Regions from separate parts of the Mus musculus genome. Here region 1 is linked to region 2. A link is a contact called in ENCODE Hi-C or POLR2A ChIA-PET data. All regions are on one chromosome and are shown on one strand. Each heading gives the region's core, a stretch centred on a gene start or an enhancer-like site at or near the end of the contact. The rest is flanking DNA. Distances are from core to core; before and after follow the strand shown.

Evidence for each region. A loop is a pair of places that touch in the nucleus more often than their neighbours do. ChIA-PET counts read pairs that join two places held with the same protein, here RNA polymerase II (POLR2A).
Region 1: POLR2A ChIA-PET joins it to region 2 with 10 read pairs in embryonic stem cell. The contact joins the enhancer-like site here to the promoter of Fntb in region 2. A Hi-C loop is called at or near these places in 4 of 37 maps with a recorded cell type or tissue (T-helper 2 cell, heart and left cerebral cortex). POLR2A ChIA-PET finds 5 or more read pairs at or near these places in 2 of 5 experiments (both embryonic stem cell).

The regions. Positions count from the first base shown.
Region 1 is chr12:76,941,068-76,944,309 of GRCm38, reverse strand. The region is part of intron 2 of Max (Max protein); the gene reads left to right. Among named protein-coding and RNA genes, the nearest start is that of Max, 20 kb to the left of the region's middle. Within about 2 kb of position 1,673, at least 1 of the 3 ENCODE cell types and tissues checked has a DNase peak (open chromatin) inside an H3K27ac peak, as active enhancers do; it is left cerebral cortex, where a contact is called at or near this core.
Region 2 is chr12:76,836,041-76,839,063 of GRCm38, reverse strand. Fntb (farnesyltransferase, CAAX box, beta) reads right to left here and starts at 1,597. Exons shown (of 12, transcript NM_145927.2): 1 at 1,413-1,597. The coding sequence starts at 1,556.

The sequences.
Region 1 (3,242 bases), core at 424-2,923, 110 kb before region 2:
CAGATCAGTGGTTCTCCCCAAGGCCTGTCCTCATCTTTGGTTTTTCTCTCCATGGTAACTCTGTCTCTGAAAAAGTTCTCTTGACCTTTTAAAATTAGTGCTACAACTGCCTCTGTTCCTAAAACAAGAGAGTACCTGAGACTTAGGTCAAATTCTGACTATTGCCTACAAGGTAACTAACGTCTGTTAAGACAGAGCTTTGTGCATCAGTTCCCCAGACTGTGAGCTGCCGCTCGCTGTTTCTGTTCACTGGCTGTTCTTAGTCCTGTGTGTAAACATGGGTTTGCAAGAAGAACTGGTAAGGCTGCTCAGCATCTACCTTGGCTCTCCATGCTGCTGCGTGTATGTATAGAATAGCTAACCTTCTTAGTCCCTGCAGCCACAATTTGTCCTGCCCCACTACTCTGTCCCGCCTGTTCAGAAGAGGCATGTCTACTCAGAATTAGTGAATTCTAAACATTAAAAACCAAACAGGAAAAACAATCACGCATGTGCTTACTAAGCAATGGCTGATCTGCGGACACATTGACTTACCAGGCTTCATGTGGTCAGCGGACTCACGTGAACATTGTCAGTTGACTCAGCTGACTGAGAGCCTTTTCAGAAAACAGAAACTGAAAACCCCGGTCCATTCCATAGTCCATGCCATAAATCCCAGGACCTTTATGTTTATTGTACGAGTACTATGAACTCATAAAGCTTGGGAAGGGCCCTCCACATGCATACAGTTGTGGCTGCAGTTGTGTATGCACACAGTTGTGTATGCACACAGTTGTGGCTGCTTCTGTAGTCTTGTGGTTTGAAGGATGAGAGGCATTGATTGCAGAGGAGTCTGGTATTTTCTGACTTTAATCTTTTGTTTCTCTTCCCTGGAGTGGATGGAAATATATTTTGTGGCATCCTGTATCTCGTGTGTGTGTGTGTGTGTGTGTGTGTGTGTGTGTGTTTTAACTTTTTAAACTTCTTGAGTATACTAGAAAGGACAAAATAAAGTAAACCTGACCATTTTTTGGGATTGTCGATTGGCCAGGGGCAGCCTGCCCACGTGACCAAGAGCACTTCTGCTTTTAGCTGGGGCTGGAGGAAGGGCTGTATTGTGCTTAGCCTTAGGGATGCTTTGAATTCTGGATTTTAAAAGTCAGCTGGCTGCAGTGGTGCACACCTTTGAGCCCAATACTCAGGAGGCAGAAGCAGTTGAGGACAGCCTAGTCTATAGAGTGAATTCCAGAACAGCCAGGGCTACACAGTAGTAAGACCCCATCTCAACATTTTTTTTAATTAAAAACAGAACAGACCAGTCGGTATTCTTTGAGGACTTCCTTCCTATTCCCAGAGCATTGCTCTGAGCCTTTATAATTCCGTCTTCGCTGAAGACTACTGTGAGTGAAACTGCTGTCACCTAGAGGGCCGTGGTCACTCTCTGGCTTGCTGTGCTCGCCTCTCACTTTACCTCTGGGTACTGGGTACTTTTATGGTTTCAGTTGTAAGTCCCTGAAAGAGAGACTGGGAGAGCACAGGCCTGTTCAGCAGCAGCAGCAGCAGCCATCTGCAAGCATTCTCGTTTTCAGAGTCTGTTTGTCTCCTCTGTCCCAGATGCACAGGCTTGGTAAGTACCAAGGCTGCCTTCTGGGAACTGTTAGGAAGATACCTTTAAAATAGGCAAGTTTAAAAAGAGATTGTACACTTATTTTTAATCCCAGCACTTGGACTAAATTAGAAAGATCACAGTTTCAGAGTAGATCTGGTCTCAGTGAGTGAGACTGGGGTATAAATGTGCACAGAGATTTATTTGTCAGGGATGGAGAAGGTAGAGGACTTGTAGTCAGGAAGGAGCAGCTGTGGGCAGGAATGTCTATGGGACGAATGGAGAATACAACTCCATCATGTGAGCATACTGTCACTATCTTAAGACACACCAGGAGAGGACATCAGATCCCATTACAGATGGTTGTGAGCCACCCCGTGGTTGCTGGGGATCGAACTCAGGACCTCTGGAAGAGCAAGCAGTCAGTGCTCCTAACCACTGAGCCTTCTCTCCAGCCCAACTCCATCTTCTGAACCCCCACCTTGCCACCTGCCATTCTCTGCTAAACAGCTTCATTGACATTTCTGTCAAAGGGGCAAGATATTTTTATTAGTCCCTACTAATTATGTGCTCCCTCCCCATTTTTGCCAACTCTGCCTTCAGAAGGCTCTTTGGCCAGGTAGGCAGTGGTGGCACACGCCTTTAATCCCAGCACTCAGGAGGCAGAGGCAGGCGGATTTCTGAGTTTGAGGCCATCCAGGTCTACAGAGTGAGTTTCAGGACAGCCAAGGCTACACAGAGAAACCCTGTCTCAGAAAACCAAAAAAAAAAGGCTCTTTGACTGCACTTACACAGGGTGACCACTCAGCTGAAAACCCATCCAGCTTCCCCTGTGCACTCGTGTTGCTCTGCCCTTGGTCTAACACTGTTAATTCACTGCTTCATGTGGGGCATCAGCAGTGTGCAGCACTCAGGCCATTGTCTACCACACGGTGGGTTGTCACTCCCAGAAGCTGCCTGTTGAGTGACATTTATAATCTGTTAGTCAGTACACTTGTCAGCACTGCCTGTGGCTTGTCTGCATAGAGATAATACTTATCTTCTCACTAGACAGTAAGTAAGCTTATGGGTAAAGAAGCTGTGACTAATATATTTTGTTTCCCCACACTGTGCCTTGTATATAACTCTTACCAGATAATGGTTGACTATGAATGATGTCTTGAGCAGATCACTTTGAGGGCACTATGAGAAGAAAGCCTGGAAAGTGTAATATTCCCAAAGACGGTAGAAGTTCAGGCCTTGTACACCTCACTCCATCTGTCCTAAGGTCTGTAAGTTGGTCATTAGGATTTTTAGTATGGTAAATTGAGATTTGCTAGTTTGAAGACTGGTGTGTTCTTTGCCTTCCCGTCACTTTTTTCTGGTTGTTTTGGAGCACTAGGCTGAGAAGCAGAATTGTCAGTAATGATCCTTTTGAGGGCAAAGCTTTTGAGTGCTCAGACTCTGGAAGGAGCACTAGACTCTGGGCTACTGTGCTGCCCTGCCTTGAGCTTATATGTGTAGCAGTTGATGTGTAGAGCTGGTGCCCTGCCTCTACCTCTGGCCATGTATGTAGCCTGTTAGAAATCTTCCAACAAGTGTGATGGATGCTAGGAGCATAGTAAACACTAACCTGTTGCTGCTTTGTTGACTTATTTATTAACGTGGTTCCCTGATG
Region 2 (3,023 bases), core at 348-2,847:
AGTTCCAGGCAGCCAATGCTACACAGAGAAACCCTAGCTCGAAAAAACAAACAGACCAAAAAACCCCAAATTGCTCCAAACCCTGCAAAGATTCTGAAGATTTTGTCACTGATGAAAGATTTCTTTGCAATGTTTTATAAAAGTCTTCTGTGGGACACAGTTAACTAGGTTAGAGAGCTGAAGCCAAAAAGTTCCCTTTATTACCCTAAAGCCCACAAGGCATTGACTCAAAGATTAAAACAGTCCCTCTGCTACTAGGTGAATAACCATGTGTCCAATCCCTTGTTCTGTTATGAATCTTTAGGGCAAGAGAGATGGCTCAGTGGGTAGAGGTGCTTCCTATGCAAGCCTGCCAACTTCAGTTGGATCTTCCGAACCCACATATTGTGTGTCCTGGTATCAACACGTACAAACACATGCCATACACACATTCGCACACATAAAAACTGAAATTTTTATACAGTCATTATTTGCTGCTAGTTTTGCCTAAATAGAGGCTCACAGCTTTAAGATAAGATGAAGCCGGTCCCTCCACAGTTAAGCCTGAGTAGTGATCTTAGTAAGATCTTATTTTAGTAAGTGGCTGAATGCCTATTCCTTAGCGACAGGACTCATCCTGACCACTTCTAGTAACAGATGGGTAAACAGCTCTACAACAACCGATTTGGGAACAATTCCAAATGGAGAGTGAGAAAAATGTAAGCTATCAACTCACTACTCACACCTTAAAACACTTTTCAAAATGGCATGTCTGGTACACTCTAGGCCTTAGTGAATCACAAGCAGTTCAAACTCCATACTTTTTTGTGCTTTCCGAACTATACAGTTTTCCAGTCTGTCTTGCCCAACCAGGCTCTTGCCTAGGGGCTGTTATCTTTTTCTGTATTTCCAGCGTTCAACAGCAAGTGCTCAAATGGTTACCCACCACGAGGTAGGCCTCAACCTGACCCAATAGGTCAGAAATTAAATCGATTTAGGGATGACATGACCACAGTCCGGCCGTTCGATCCCCTAGATGTCCGGAAACTGCGAACATGTGAAGAAAAGTGAGCGGTCGGTCCTAGAACCTCAAGACATCTAAACAGAACGGAGCGGACTACCTGGTCCGCCCAGGCTGCTGTGGACTCCAGACACGAAACAAGATCCTTTACAACGTCCGAAGCAGAGAGATCAGGGGTACTGTCCTGTTCTCCAAACCCAGCCCTGACAACAACCCTCTCCTACCCAAGTAAGCCCCGAAAACGCTCCACTCGGAAGCCCCAGTCTGGGCGCCTAGAGCTCGGGGGCGGGGGCGCAGTGCACTACGGGAGTTGTAGTTCCATGGAGAGTTTTGCCCCGAGACGGGCTTACAAAAGGGACTCCTACTCCCAGAAGGCCCCGCGCGGGCGCCTCGCCCAGTCCTGCCACCTCACCTGTTCTATGGATGTGACTGTTTCCACTGAGTCGTCTTGCAACCGCTCCCGCACGTGCTCAGGTCTCAGACTATACAGCGGTTCTGACCAAACAGGGGAGGAAGATGGAGGACAATAATAGGTGAAGGAACTCGAAGAAGCCATGATCGGGAGAGCTGCGAGCGCTGTATAGGACTCAGCTTCATCCAGCAACAACGCGCATTGAAACTCGAGCGGGCTAAGGCGCTACGGAAAGTCCGTAGAGTCAAAAAGATTTTGAACGCGAATCTCTCCTCCCACCTACACATCTTCAAGAAGTGAGTTACTGGGATACTGCCGCCCCCCGTCGGACAGATGAGCTGCTGCAGGAGATCAGCTTTCTGGAGAAAGGAGATCTAGGATGCCTCGGTTCGTTATGCAAATAATAAAAAAGAAAACGTCAACGTTTCGCTCTCGCCTAATTGTAATGCAGTAGCTTGCGATTTCAGCTGTTCAAGAACCCTAAGAATGTAACCTAAAAAAAAAAAAAAAAAAAAAAAGCATTTCTGACATCTCTCTTGAGTACCTCAGTCACGCTATTAACTAATAGAATTACCATGCACCTTTGGGTCCTTGACAGCCTCTTAGGAGAAGCCTCAGCTTTTCTGTGCATTAGCAGAATTGCAGGTCTCAATACTCAGAGATAGAGAAATGTAGTACTGTAATTTTCTCCTTTGGAGGTTACAGTGCAATGGCAGAAACTAAAAGAAACTAAAATACCATAGAAGAAATGAGTGTAAATGCATCATCCAAAGAAATATCAACAAATATTCATGGAGCTCCTGCTACTTGTTCCGTGCCAGAGCCCAGGAATGCAGAAGTGAACAAAATTACAATGCCCTTTTCCTTAGATTACATCTGAATTTCATTTTTGAGGAATAGGCAGAATTAAATAAGTGAACATAAATATTTGACAGCTTCCAATTATGGTATGACAGAAAATAATAATAGAGTCAGGCCTGGACGGGTGGCTCAGCAGGGGCTGCAGCGCCACAGGATTCCAAGCAGCCACCTGGAGACTTACAGCCACCCATAACTCCAGGTCCAGAGGATCTGACGCCCTTTTCTGGCCTCCACAGACAACATACACACAAGTAATGCACATGTGCACATGCAGGCAAAATACCCATACACGTTTTTAATGTTACTGTTTCATATATATATACATACGTATATATTTGAAAATGATTTTTTCATGCAATATATTCAAATCACAGTTTCCCTCACCCAAATCCTCCCAATTTCCCCATCCACCCAACTCCACATCTTCTCTCTCTCTCTCTCTCTCTCTCTCTCTCTCTCTCTCTCTCTCTCTTCAGAAACAATTAAACAAAAAAAGGAAACAAACTAGAACTTTAAAGAAAAGAGAAGGCACAGTAAATACAGGCTCACACACAGAATGAAATTTTTCGAAATTAGAAAGGAAAGAAAATAAAAATGTCTTTGAAACTGACAGAAGAAACTGAGTTCTAATTAAATTTGGTGGCTGAGCCAGACCCTTCTTTCTTTAGGTCTCTTAAGCTGAAAACCAAAGTAGTAGCCATCTATAACAAAACAATGAAGGACAGCAAGAAGACAGAACGGCATTTGAAG